Regions from separate parts of the Homo sapiens genome. Here region 2 is linked to region 1. Evidence: chromatin contacts called from ENCODE Hi-C data. All regions are on one chromosome and are shown on one strand. The core of a region is the stretch at or near the end of the contact, and the rest is flanking DNA. Distances in the headings are between cores, read along the strand shown.

The links. Hi-C counts contacts between places; a loop is a spot of excess contacts on that map. Pooled maps may share reads with other maps.
Region 2: a map with no recorded cell type shows a loop between it and region 1 (4-fold over the local background). The contact joins the enhancer-like site here to the promoter of GRIA1 in region 1. A Hi-C loop is called at or near these places in 3 of 37 single-sample maps with no recorded cell type and 4 of 50 pooled maps.

What each region holds. Positions count from the first base shown.
Region 1 is chr5:153,488,290-153,495,076 of GRCh38, forward strand. It overlaps GRIA1 (glutamate ionotropic receptor AMPA type subunit 1), which reads left to right and starts at 2,381. Exons shown (of 16, transcript NM_000827.4): 1 at 2,381-2,681; 2 at 5,639-5,776. The coding sequence starts at 2,600.
Region 2 is chr5:154,379,833-154,387,272 of GRCh38, forward strand. It overlaps GALNT10 (polypeptide N-acetylgalactosaminyltransferase 10), which reads left to right. Exons shown (of 12, transcript NM_198321.4): 6 at 616-799; 7 at 6,481-6,598. Among named protein-coding and RNA genes, the nearest start is that of MIR1294, 36 kb to the left of the region's middle. RefSeq lists an enhancer at 5,023-5,172. Within about 2 kb of position 5,444, at least 6 of the 41 ENCODE cell types and tissues checked have a DNase peak (open chromatin) inside an H3K27ac peak, as active enhancers do.

The DNA of each region.
Region 1 (6,787 bases), core at 1,131-3,630:
ATGGAATAAACATTGAACCTAATGTAGTTTGACCTAGATGCCTACACTTGAAATATGTAAGTTCTATATTTAATCAGTGAACAACTATGTATTTAATAGACCAAGGGGAGCTATTGACCATACTTGAGCAGGGCAATGACGTAGACCTCTGTTTTAGGAAGATCTGCTTGACTATATGATTTATAATGACCATGGAAAATTCATCTTTTTGACTCCCTTAAAAGTCCCCTCCCTACAAAGTATGCAAAACAAATCTTACCTAATGCAGGGGGACATTGAGGTTTTGCTTGTAAAGGGTCTAAAGAGCTTCCTCTAAAAGGTGATTGCAAGGTGTGAAGCCTTTAATGACAGCCTAATTATTATTATTACCAGGCACAAAGCTTAGGGAACCTAAAAGATCCCCAGGTACTATTCAAAGTAGTAAGATACAAAAACTGAAAATGGAGAAATTAAAAGATGGAATCATTAAATCAGAGACTCTTAATGTTGGCAGAGACCTTAGAAGTGATCTTTCCTGATTCTGTTCTCTCATCTTCCTATGCTGATGCTTATTCTTCCTTTAGAAGGTTCCTACCCAGTGCTTGCTGTTATTAGAGCCTAAGAGTTAAGAGCTGGGGCCTGATGGTGGCATTTACTGTGTTTAAATGCCCAATCTCTTTCATTAGCAGTGAAAACTTGGGGTGAGTTTTTAGACCTCTGTTTCTTCATCTATAAAATGGGCATGAGGCTACCTACACAGGTATTGTACAAATAAATGATGCAGGTGCATTTCTTAGCATGGTACCTGGCACATTCAAAATAGTGAATAAACATTAGCCTTAAAAATTATTTTAGCTAATTAATTAATATATGTGAAAGTGCATAGGAAATCACAAAGCATTTGACCTCCAAGTTGTTCCTATTTTGGGGCTTCATTGTACATGGTCAGATATTTTTTACAAATCCCAGTCCTTGTAGCTGTCACTCAAGTCCACATGATATACAGTCCTGGTGAGGGAAGTGAAGAGTCTGTGGATAAAATGGCCTATTCATATGGCAAAGCAAAATGGAGTCCAAAGTCTATTATTTCTTTCTTACTAAAGACAAAGTTGACTTTCCTTTTCCTGGATCATCTCCTGTTGGACAGGAGTCCTGGCCAGGGCAGTAAGTCAACTGGTAACGGCCAAAGCACTCAAGTTTGTAGGTTGTACTGTACATCTTAGTAGGTCTGTGTCTTTATGACTTAATCCCAGAAGTCTTATCTTTTTCATCTGTAAAACAGGGCTCATGGCCACTTTACAGGTTTGGAGTGAAGATAGATGGATAAAAATCTGTAAAGTTCCTTCAAAAACTGTATTCTGTGGCGGCTAGTGGCTGCTGCTTTGCATTTAACACTACTATCCTGAACACAGCTGATCTCTCTACAGGTTATTTCAGCAGAAGCCCTGGTCTAGGAGAGTCTATGAAGTTCCAGCTTACACCAGACATGACCAGCATCCAGAAAGACCTGAAAGAAGCTTGAATCCTCTCACTAGAATCCCTGCAAAATGACTCATGTAATTGCTCTGTGTAAGTATCCTTAGTCTTTATTGTACACCCACACGATTCTGATGCTATAGACTCCTGTGGAATGCAGGGAAAGAGAGAAGGGGGCCCATTTTAAATGCCTAGGATTGAAAAGAGACCACCGTTTCACTTGTAAAGGTAGACAGGGACTGTCAAATACCTGGTCAAAATACCTGCCAGTCACTCCAGATCCTCCCTTGTTTGTCTATCTGTCATTCCTTCCATTAGGAGAGAGAAAGCTTTTTTTTTTTTTTCCTTTAAATTTCCTAGGAGGGATTTCTAGGGTCTTTCCCTCAGGAATTAGTTGTAGGAATAATTGGGCCAGTGGAGTGCAGGAGATATATCCAGCGCAGCCCATGCACTCCTAGAAAAAGTGACCTAGATCAAGCAGCTGGTGGATTGAGGACTATTGTGGGGACCCCCTGCCACCTACTGACTTACAGCTGAACCCACATTCCCAGCAGCTTCAGCCTGGGGGCTGGGGGAGCGGGCAGACCGAGCTCAGAAAGGCAGGGGAGGGTAAAGAGGACTGTGGGGTTGCCCCTTTCAGGACCAAGTGCCACGTGTCACACACCCCCACCTCCACCTTTCTGCACACACAGAAAGGAGGATAAGGTGAGGATGGGAGGAAGGGGGAACAGGTAGGGAGGTCGGCTGTGGAACTCCAAGCTAGCTCGGTGGGTATTAGCATAGAGCTTGCTGCCTGTGTGAGTGTGAGGGGGAGAGCGAGAGAGAGCAAGGGAGGGAGAGAGAGGCAGGCTGCGAGGGGAGAGGAGAGGGAGTGGGGGAGCCAGCGCTCCAGCTAGCATGAGGACGGGCTTCTTTTCCCGTGCTCAGTTAATCTGGCTGTCAGTTGGTGTTAACGCTGCAGTTTAAGTGTTCGGATTCCAAGGGAAACAGACAAACCTCACGAAAGGAAGGAAGCAAGCAAGCAAGGAAGGAACTGCAGGAGGAAAAGAACAGGCAGAACAGCGAGAAGAATAAAGGGAAAGGGGGGGAAACACCAAATCTATGATTGGACCTGGGCTTCTTTTTCGCCAATGCAAAAAGGAATATGCAGCACATTTTTGCCTTCTTCTGCACCGGTTTCCTAGGCGCGGTAGTAGGTGCCAATTTCCCCAACAATATCCAGATCGGTGAGTGAGGGGGCAGCCTGGGGAGGGACTTTCTGGGTCTGGCCAGGGATTTTTTTGGGGATAGGGGTTGTGTACCCCCTCCCCGGTACTGACTGTTTTGCTTGGCTCCCTAAAGCTGTGCTGCGGTAACAGAAGGGAGACTTGGGCTTACAGCCAGAGGAGGGGGCTTCTCCTGATCGGATGAGGGGCAGAGGGGAAGTGTTCACACACGCACACATACCCTACTCGCACTCCAGGCAAGAGCATGTGAAATGGAGGAACCATCGCTTTGGAGGAAAAAAAAAATCAGGCTGGAAAGGGTGGTGGGTGTTTAAGGAGTTAACTCTATTGCTTGGTAGATGGTGCTTGATTCCATTTTTAATGTAAGTATGTATGGTGTGTGTGTTTTCACGTGTGTGATTATATATTACATATGCACATATATATGTAATTGAAGGAGGCAGTGCTTTCTCTGCTGGGGGACAGAAAAGAGACCCTCGAGAAGAAGGAGTGAGGGGTGCTGGGTATATTGCAGCCACTGAAATAATGCCAGAAGGCCCCCACTCCAAGGCGGGTAGGCTCCCTCTCCTGTTCTGGACTCCTCCAGCTGCCTTCTCTTTGCTGTCTGCCATGCTGCGCTGGTGGTCTCCACTCCCCCGATCCTGGAACTTCCTCGCCTGCCTTTTCTCCGTTCCTTCCTTGCCCCCTCCTCTTAGATTTCCTATCCACAGAGGTCTACCTTTTACACACACAAACACACACACGTACACATGCTCCTTTCTCCTCCTGTTGGCTCTCCATTATCCTTGTTACTGGGCTCCATCCTCTCAACTTGGAGGCAGGTTTCAACATGCTGCATGCTTTTTTTGTTCCCCATTTCCCCTTCTTAGTTGTTACACTTCTCAAAGGCCCCGCCACCCTCCCTGTATTTCTGAGGGGACTGACAGATATTGCTACTCCTGATAATCATGAGGGAAAGCAAAACAAACAGAAGCAATAACACCAATCACAAAGCATGTCCACAAGGGCTTGGGGCTTCCGTGTGACCAGCATGTCAGTGTCGTTTGTGTCCCGGAATGAAGCAAGCTGCTGTGTTTGGAAGCATCTTCGTTGGTTTGGTTTCTAGTCTCTCTCCCCTGGTAGGGAGATAGCTCCACTAGGGAAAGTTCGCATTGCTGGGAGTTTGTGCTCTTTTGTGAGTGTGTGTTTGAGGGGGGATGTGGTGCAATTGATATTTTGTCGGGCATACATGTGCTGCAGTACCCATCTCTTTCAGCCTCTCCAGCTAGCTGGCGGCTTGGAGTGGCCATGGAGTAACTTGCTTTGTTTCCTGACACCTGTTAAGCTACATCCTGAAGTGTGTACGTATCTGTGTGTTAGTGCCTAACACGCAAAACTTCCTGCCTTCAGGGGAGACACTTCCCTTGTAGCCCAGCCCGTAGCCTTCTACTCCTCAACCTCCCATCCTTTCTCTTTCATTCATTGCAGAGGAGGAGAAAGGGGACAGGGAAGTGTTTGGGGTGTGGTCATCTGGGGGGAAGGGGGAGCATCATAATCAAGAATTTTTTTTGTTTTCATTCTTTAAAATGGGAGCACTTGTACATGTGGAAATCACTGGCTCTTACATGTGGCATTGTTTACATTTGTGCTTATATACTACCTATCCTTTGTGGCTTGGAAGTGTTTGTCTAGTATATTTGTGTATATAGTAAATGGTATAAATGCATGAGGATGTTTCATGTATGTGCTATGTTTTCTCATGTATCTCTGCATATTTTTAAAATTATATTTAGCCCTAACTTGGTTGTTCAACTGATAAAGCCATTGCTACTGTTTTCAAAAAAAAAAGAGATTGAAGCATTAAATTGTAGAACAAAATGCTGAAAATATCACTGCCATCAGGTAGTACTTGATTCTATTTGTGTGATCTGTAACAAAAGGCTTGCAATCCATTTATTGGTTCTTAAAAACAGACACCCACTCTACAAGAAGTTAGAAGTGCATTATGTTTGGACTGTGATTACTGTCAGATTTGAGATAAACTTCTATGTAAACATCATTATAGTTCAGTCTCTAGAAATGGCTGATTTTAATTCACAGAAATGTAATTGATTTACATGTTGACAGTAAATACAAAGGTAAGCCATGGACTCTTGTTTCTCGGAACAGGCATCCCATCAGGCACCTTTACTATACCTTTTACTAGAATAGAATGTTTGTATCCTCTTGAGATGCCTAAGATCCCACATCTTTGAAGCACAAGGTTCCACCATGCAAACACACAATGGCAATCCCTTATGTAACAAGTCATTCCTAGGTAACTGGGATCATGTGTGGTGAAAGAGTAAGCAAAACATTGTTTGCAGAAAAGCAAGAGTTTTTAGAGAAAATGAATAATAAACCTTAGGGGCAATAGAATAGTTAAATTGCATGCAGGTCTTGCTAGGCCAAAGACTAAAAACTGTCCATGTAAACAGTTATAGTAGTGGAGAAGCCCACAGGGTCCCAGAGCTAGATTTCAATCACCCTGCAGCACTGATTAGTACCTACTTCCCGTAAGGCTCTCTGGTGAGAGATGAGGCTGATGTAAGAAAAATTAGACATGACTAGAGGGTGAGGGGGCTTATGTGTATGTTTATATAAGAGAATAGCAGCTCCTAGGTGGTTTGCACAAGGGAGGAAGAAGAGAAATGGCACAAGTCTCCTGTTTTCTCTGACTTTAGCTGAGTTGAGGGGTACACAATCAAATGTTTGAGCAAAGTAATAGATATTAGAGGCCCATGTCACAAAAAAGCTCATCTGTAGGAGTTTAAGTTTCAGTGTCCAGTTAAGCCTATTTGAACTCTCATCTCTACCACTCAAGGCTACAGCTAGTGAGTTTGGCATGGGGAGAAGAAAAGGACTCATCTGGAGTGAGTCGTGAGGAACTAAAACCTGTCTCTAGCCCATATACCATGTTGCATTTTCTTTTCTCATAGGGGGATTATTTCCAAACCAGCAGTCACAGGAACATGCTGCTTTTAGATTTGCTTTGTCGCAACTCACAGAGCCCCCGAAGCTGCTCCCCCAGATTGATATTGTGAACATCAGCGACAGCTTTGAGATGACCTATAGATGTAAGTAATTGCTTCTATTTCTGAGATGTCTTTCTGCGCTAGACCAATGAAAGGAGGGCCTGTGGGTAGGTGGTGGTGTTGCAAAAATGACTTCAGTTGCCATTCGTCTTTGTAAGAGAAAGCCCTCCAAGAAAAATTTCTAGAGGCTTCTGAGTGATTCCAGCAGTTGGCATTTTAGCCCCTGCAATGCTTCATGTAATGGATTTGCTTTTTCACTGTCAGCTAACTTTAATGCCAGCACGATGGGTGCTTGGGTTGACTGCATCTTCCCTACCTTGCAGAGGTTTTCTGGCACAGCTGAGAGAGTTTTACACATACGAATCTTCTGAGAGGCATAGAATTAAGGGTCCTGAGTTTGTGAAAATGTGGTTTAAAGTGCTTAAGGCATTTCCTATCTACATGTTAAATGGACAGAATGTAGCTTGATAAGAAATAATAGCTGAGAAGTTGTACACATCTGGTTCTTCATTTTCGGAAGTGACCAATAATTAAAACTTGGTGCCTTGGTCATTTTAAAAATAGCTTGAGGAAATTGGTTGTTTAAGGCACAGTTTGTAGGATGGTCATTGAGCATCAAACAGAACAAAGGTGGCCTCAAGAAGAAGGGATAGATAAATCTCTGACATCTGAATTGAATGCATTGTAAAATGTGGGCAACAAACACCATTCTGAGTTTTCCTGGCAACTAGGAATGAAAAGGAAGCCTGTGCTCACATGATTGGCTTTTCATGACAGATGAAAGCATAAAAATTAATCAGGAAACATATTTTCCCTTCAGGGATTAAGCTCAAGTAAAAATTTATGGCAGGGAAATGTGAGCTGAATTCACAAGAACAATTTGAGACCCCAAACTGGATTGAATTGGCACGATAGTCTTGGTGTGTCACTATTGACTTGGTGACTTCTGCTGAGCTGTCTCTGGTGGAAGTCATGGACCATATTTCCTTTGTGTCTTTCTCATAGTCCCACTGGTGAGTTCTCAATGATTTGAATAGGCTATGCTTTGAAGTC
Region 2 (7,440 bases), core at 4,194-6,693, 890 kb after region 1:
TTCCTGGGGCAGTTCATTCCCCCATCCATAGTTCCGATGATTGAAAGAGTTGAGCTGAATTCTTGCAAGGAGGGCCGTTTGCTCACTGATTACAGCCTAGGGTGCCAGTGAGCTGTTAGGGGCACATAGTCTGCTATGAAGGAAAGTGCTGGGGTGCCTACTGCTTTGGGCCGTAAATCAAGCTCAGGACTTGGAATGAGGAGCCTCGCAGGACTAGAGCAGGGGCCTTCCCAGAAGGAAATCAATCTTTTTCCATAGTGGTACTGATCATTATGCTAATAATAAGGCACGTATGCTAAGCATTTTCAAACATACTGTGTTCAGTCCTCATAACCTATGAGGCAGAGCCTCTTCTTAACCCATTGCATAGAGGAGAACACTGGGGTTTGGAGATATTATTTGTGCAGCTGCCTCAGGGCCCCATGGAGAGTAAAAGGACTGAGATGAGAGCCTCGGTCCCTCTTGCTTAAAGCTTGCAGTCTCCCTTCCCCTCCATGGATTGTCAAACTGAGGGTTCAGAGATGTTAAAAATACAAGTAAGCTGCAGAACAGGATGGTGCACTTAGCTGCTTCCCCATCCTGCTTCATCTGATAGGCATCTCTTGGCTTCTTCAGACCGCATTGCTCGGAACCGCAAGACCATTGTGTGCCCGATGATTGATGTAATTGACCATGACGACTTTCGGTACGAGACACAGGCAGGGGATGCCATGCGGGGAGCCTTTGACTGGGAGATGTACTACAAGCGGATCCCGATCCCTCCAGAACTGCAGAAAGCTGACCCCAGCGACCCATTTGAGTAAGTATGAACAACCCTGGCTGGTCCCAGTGGCTACCCAGTGACCACTCCCAACACGCACACAACTCAGGATCGCCATCTCCCTTAAAAGCCCAATGCAGAGGGTCCAGCTTCCCAGCCCCACTTAGTACCAAGTGTCAGATATCCCCAGCCAGTAGCACCATCCCTCCCAGCTTGTAACAACCTCAGCTCATGGCCCACCAGGCTGGTCTCCACCTTGCCCACTTCTGCACAGTTTGCCAGGATTGTCAGCAGGGGTGAGTGGGTCTCTCATGCTCTCTTCCTCAAGCCTGCCATGCAATTATAACCATCATCGTCACCAAGTGCCCAGCCCAGTACTAAGCACATTACCCTCTGATCCAATTTAACCCCCTACAACTATATATGGTAAAAATTATTATCCATGTTTTCCAAATGGGGACACCAATGCTCCAAGAGGCTAAGTAATTTGCCCAGGTTACTAGGTACAAATGCAGGTCTGTCTGTCTGCCTCTGGAGCCAATTTTCCCATCGTACTGCTATACCCACTTGGAAGTGTAAGGAAAATAGCAGTTTGTCCCACAGCAGAAGTTTGCAGGCTAGGGGAGGGTGATGGGCTGGACTCACAGCATCCTAGAATGTGAAGGCTGGAAGGAACCTACCAGTGAAGAACTCAGCCCCTTGCAGATGAGGGACTAAGGCTCCAGAAGGAGGAGCTCTGTGAGTGGCTAAGACAGAAATAGAGCCCAGCCCCTCTCTGGTGCTCCAAGCTCTGGAAGGGGCTTCTCCCCAACAGTAGGCTCACTGTCCCTGCAGCTGTCCTGTGAGCTGTTCCAGTTCTCCTGCGACACGTGTGGAAAAGATCTCTGGATACAAAGCCGAAGCCCAAGCTCTCCCGCTGTATTAGTTTCCTATAGCTGCTGTGATAAATTACTATAAACTTAGAAGGTTAAAACAACACAAATTTATGCTTAAAACTCTGGAGGTCAGAAGCCTGAAATGAGTCTTACTGGGCTAAAATCATAGTGTCGGCAGGGCTGCATTCCCTCTGGATGCCTTGGGAAGAATCCATTTCCCTACCTTTCCTGGCTTCTAGAGGATGCTTACATTCCTTGGCTCATGGCCCCTGCCTCCAACTTTAAAGCCAGAAGGATAGAATCTTCAGATCTCTGTTTCCTTCTCCTTGCTTTCCTTCATACCTCTGCTTCCTTCATCACATCTCCTTCTGACTCTGACTTTCCTGCCTCCTTCTTTCACTTATAAGCCCTGTGATTACATTAATGATATGTGATTCCATCAGGCTCGCCAAGATAACCTCCCCACCACAAGATCCTTAACCTTAATCACATCTGCGAAGTCTCTTTTGCCACATAAGGTAACATATTCACAGGTTCCGGAGATTCAGACACTGCCATAACTGGGGAGTCGTACCTCTCACCACAGTTTGGCCTTCAGTGAACCACATTTCTCTATGCCTTACTCTCCCCATCTGAGAAGCAGGACTGTTGGAAGCTCAGCCATCTTCATGGGCATGGTGCATACCCAGGGCTCCTGAGAGGAACCCCTAACACTATGAGCCCCAGGGCAGGCTCAGAGGTAGAAAGAGTTGGGTTCTTTGAGGAAATGAAAGGTGGCCAGGACAATGGACCAGCCTGAGCCAAGAGTGGAGAGCAAGAATGGATTCCATGTCTCCAGCAGCAGGTCAAACATTTGTGGTCTTCTCTTGGCCTCTTGAACACAGTTGATCACTACTATTAGATCCCTTCCTGGTCCAAAGATATGATTTAGCCATGATCACATTATGCAGTCTGCCCCACCTTCTGTGTACCTCAGAATCAATCCTCAGTTGACCTAAATCCTTGTAGAATAATACCAACACCAGGAGTAACTAACATTTGGCCTGTGTTGGCAAAGCAATTTCTACTGACCATTATTGTGCATGATCCTTATAATAATGTAGGATCCTCAGGTCTAGGTAGAATTACCCTCATTTGACTGATGGAGGCCTTGAGGTTCAGAGAGGAAACAAGACTTGTCCTAGTTGACATGACTGCAGAAGCTGAGGTTAGAATAGGCTGCTCCAGAAAATGGAATTTTCAGGGTAACCAAGGGGGTAATTAGAACCTCCTTTATTGTTTGAACCTTTGCAATGAGCAGACTCATTGAAAGGTACTTAAGGACAGGTCTTGGCCCATCGTTATCCTCATTGCACAGTAAGGAAAGGCTAAGACCAGGTCATACAGCTGGCTAGTAGCAAAGGCCCAGCTAGTGTCTTCTGGGGCTTCAGTCTCCTCATCTGGATATTGAAGTGATTGGCCTCACCAGAGAGCACTGGCTCTTGACCCTAGCCACACATTGACATCACCTGGGGAGCTTGTAAAAACACAAAGGCTTCCCTCAAGAGCAGTTACACTGGAGTCTGGGGGTGGGATGCAGGTATCATCATTTTTTAAAGCTCCCAGGTGATGCTTATGTGTGGCCATGGTTGGCAGTCACTGGTGTAGATGCTTTCTGAAGGGCCCTCCATCCTCTCCCATGATTCCTTCCAGAAGTCTCTCTTCTGCTTTTTACTTGGACAGAACCCTAGGAAGTGGCCACTAGAGAAATTCTGGTCATTTTCTGTACAGCTTCCCACCTTCCCACTTGATGGTAGAGTGCCCAGCAAGTGGGCAATCTACAGGCACAGCATGGTGCAAGGATGTTTAAAAGACATGGTTTCAGTGGCAGACCCCACTTTCAGTAATAGCTTATCCACTCACTATGAGCAGATTATTTAACATTTCTGATTTTCAAATATCTCCGTCTGTAAAGGAGACTAATATTAGAGCTTTGTGAGAGCTGGAGATGGTGTCAGTAAAGTAAGTAGCACACACTGGACACTCAGAATTGTTACTAGTATTGCCAAACACAGCAGAAACCAGAACAGGCTGGGCAGAGAGGCCTCTCTCTGGAGGCAAAGCCTCGAGCATCCCAAATGCCTTAGAGCTGATATCCTGCCTATTCCATGCAGCCCCTCAGCCCCGGCCCCTGCTTTGACCGAGGCTGATTTTCATGTGCAAAGCCTTGAGTTCAGTCTCCCATGAAGCACCAAGTCAGAAACACTGTCAGCCTTTCCAAGCGGTAGATTTGTGGCTCCAGCCAAAAAAAACCAGGACCCCCTCAATCTCCAGAAGACAAAGGGGAGCCAATACTAATAACACCTTATTTTCTTATAGTACTGGGTACTTTTAGAAATATTCTAGCTGTATTAATCCATTCTCACACTGCTATAAAGAACTGCCTGAGACTGGGTAATTTATAAAGAAAAGAAGTTCAACTGACTCACAGTTCCACATGGCTGGGGAGGCCTCAAGAAACTTACAGTCATGGCAGAGGGGGAAGCAAACACATCCTTCTTCACAAGGCGGCAGGAGAGAGAAGTGCTGAGCAAAGAGGAAAAAGCCCCTTATAAAACCATCAGATCTCATGAGAACTCACTCACTATCATGAGAACAGCAGCATGGGGGTAACTGCCCCCATGATTCCATTACCTCCCACCAGGTCTCTCCTATGACACCTGGGGATTACGGTAACTACAGTTCAAGATAAGATTTGGGTGGGGACGTAGCCAACCGTATCACTAGCAACGTGGGATAGGAAGTATAGCTATCACTCCATTGTTTAGATGGGGAATAGGGCTCAAAGAGGTTAAATCAGCACTGTCCAATATAATACAAGCTGCATATGTGATATTATTTTCTAAGGTAAAGAGAAACAGGTAAAATTCATCTTAATAATGTATCTTATTTAAACCAGTATACCTCAAATATTATCGTTTTAACATGTAACCAACACTTTAAAATTATTAATGAGTTCTTTCATACTCTTTTCATCCTAAGTCTTGGAAATCTGGTGTGTATCTCACACTCACAGCACATGTCAGTTCATACCAGTCACATTTTAAGTGCAGAGTCATCACCTGTGGCCAGTGGCTTCCTTCCTGGGTAGCACAGGGTTAATGGTTAAACGCTGCATCTCAGGTCACACAGCAGGTTAAGGAAAGCAGAAATGAGAGTGAGGGTTCCGAATTTCTCACGCCCTGTTCTTTGCATGCATCACCTGCTTCTCGAGTGTTCCTGCCTGCCTGGAGGCAGTATATTGTGGTGGCGAGGGGTGTGAACTGTGGCTTAGATTAGAGATTCACATCCCAGCAGTGCTGCTTTTTAGCCATGGGGCCTTGAGCAAGTTCCCTGTCTGCACTCCAGTTTTACATGTGTAAAATGGTGATGATAATGAGGCCTGCCACATGAGGTCGAGGTGAAGAGTAAATTCATTTTATTAATAAATTAGCTCCGTACAGCACCCGGCATATTCAAGCCCTCAGTAAATATTCAGGGGCTCCCCTTTTAAAGGAGTCCTGCCTGTGCTGTAAAGGCTCATCTGCTACTGGAAGGAGGAGCTGCTTGGGCAGCTTTTGGGTTGACTAAGAGCTTATTCGATCAGCCTACTTCCCATGAGCTTGCACTTCCAGGGACCAGGAGGGGGAATGGAGGTTGCTGCTGGAATGTTTGGATTTGAGGGTTTGGAGTTTTCCAGTGCATCCAGACAAGGATGCAGCCACTCTGATAGCTTTTCACACAGCAAACGCTGGTTGGCCCCTACCAGGTGCCAGTCTTGTGCGAGATACCCTGGGGGACGCTGACAGTCAGCAGCATGACGTTTCCTCACTTAGCACGGTGCCAGGCGGACTTCCTGTTCCCGTGGGTACTGCATGATTTGTCGTCTCTGTGTCCTTGCTGACGTTTTATCCTCCCCTCAGTGCCTTTCCCTCTCCCAAATTTCCTCTTGTCCAAACCCACTTAAATGCCACCTCCCCTGAGCCTCATTCCTTGACCCTTGCCCCAGCCATCCTCCTTACCCCAAAAGCTGGAAACAGACACACTCCTTTCAGATTCCTGTAATGCTGTCTCTACCTCCCGGAGTCCCTTATGCACCCTCTGTCTTGAGGGGGCTGCCCCACTACACCAACATCTCCTGAAGGACTCTCATTGACCTCGAGATTCTTCCAGCACCTCCCTCACAACTGGCATGGGATGAACAAACTCATTAGAGAATGAATGAATGGAGTTAATCTTATCTCCCAGTTTAACTGAAAAGACAGAGACAGTGGCTTCTTCTGTAAACACCACAGCAGAACAAACGTCCATGCTGGCCTACTGAGTAATAGTTGTCAAAGGAGCATGTTCAAAAACACAGAGCCCTAGGCTGCCTCCCGCAAGGATTGTTTCAGCAGGTCTGAGGTGGGGCCCAGCGAGCTGTATATTTTTTCATCTCTCTAAGAGATTCTACAACACAGACAGGCTTGGAGAGACCCCCAACTTGGACCATTTAACTAGTGAGAGGACTAACATGTACATATTTATGATGCAGCTACAGGGCCCATGTGGACAAAGTACTGTGATTTCATTTCACAAGTACTCTTAGGTGTTAATTGTGTAAAGGAACTTCGGGTCCCATTTGGTTAAAATGTAGCTCTTATGAAAGGAAGTTGTAGGAAAGAAAGGGGGATGCCTGGAAGGGCCTTGGATTCCCTGGAAGACACTTGGACTGTGTTCAGGGAGCAGCATGGAACACCGCCGCTGGGGGAATGGCATTATCGGGCCACATGAGAGCATGTGGCCAGGACATCTGCACCTTCACACCATGTTCTTCTTCTCTGACAGGTCTCCCGTGATGGCCGGTGGACTGTTCGCCGTGGATCGGAAGTGGTTCTGGGAACTCGGCGGGTATGACCCAGGCTTGGAGATCTGGGGAGGGGAGCAGTATGAAATCTCCTTCAAGGTGAGCCAGCTCTCCAGACGCCCCGTTCTTGGCACAGCCTCCTGAGTGCCTGTCCCAGTAGGTGTCTCAGCTTCTGCCTGAGCTTGGAAAGACTGGAGGCCTCAGGGTTCTGTAGCCCTTCTGCCCATCAGGTGAAGAAGACAGGGGCTCATGGGCCACTCTTTGTTGTGGGGTGGGGGGGTGTGGGAGGGAAGGGGAGTACTCTCCAGCTGCCAAAGGCTGGTCCTCACCACAGCTCTGACTGGCATTTGCCTTGTGTCTTCTTAAGATGTTGGAATAAGGTCTTGCTTCTACTCAGATGGCAGGTCTGAGATTGAGATGTCCAGCAAATAAGCAGTGGGCCAGAGAAGCTAGGAAGGCCAAACAGGATACGTAGGCCTAGAGGAGTCCTCTCAGTCACCCCAAGTTTTCCCTTTGTACCTGTTGCTCTAGGAGTTTGACAAAGACCAGTGAGCATAAGCTCCAGTTGTAAAGTTACAAAGGCCTGGATTCAGATCCCAGCTCCATCATCAGGAGCTATCTGACTTTGGGCAAGTTAGATCACCCCCCCGAGCTTTCTTTCCTCATCTGAAATAAGGGAATAATAATACTACCTAGCTTACAGAGCTATCGTGAAGATTAAATGAGATCATGTCTAGAAAGTGCTTAGCATACAACCTGGGAACATGACCAGCAATTAATAATTGGTAGAAATTGTTAAAGTTTCGGTGAGTAAATATTTACTGTAACCTACTTGACCAGCCTATGGACTCTGGAAGCTTTCTGACAGTAGTGGTAAAGGAGTTACTAGTTAACTAATAACTAATTAAGCACCCAAACTTCCAAGGCTACATTCTCCACTT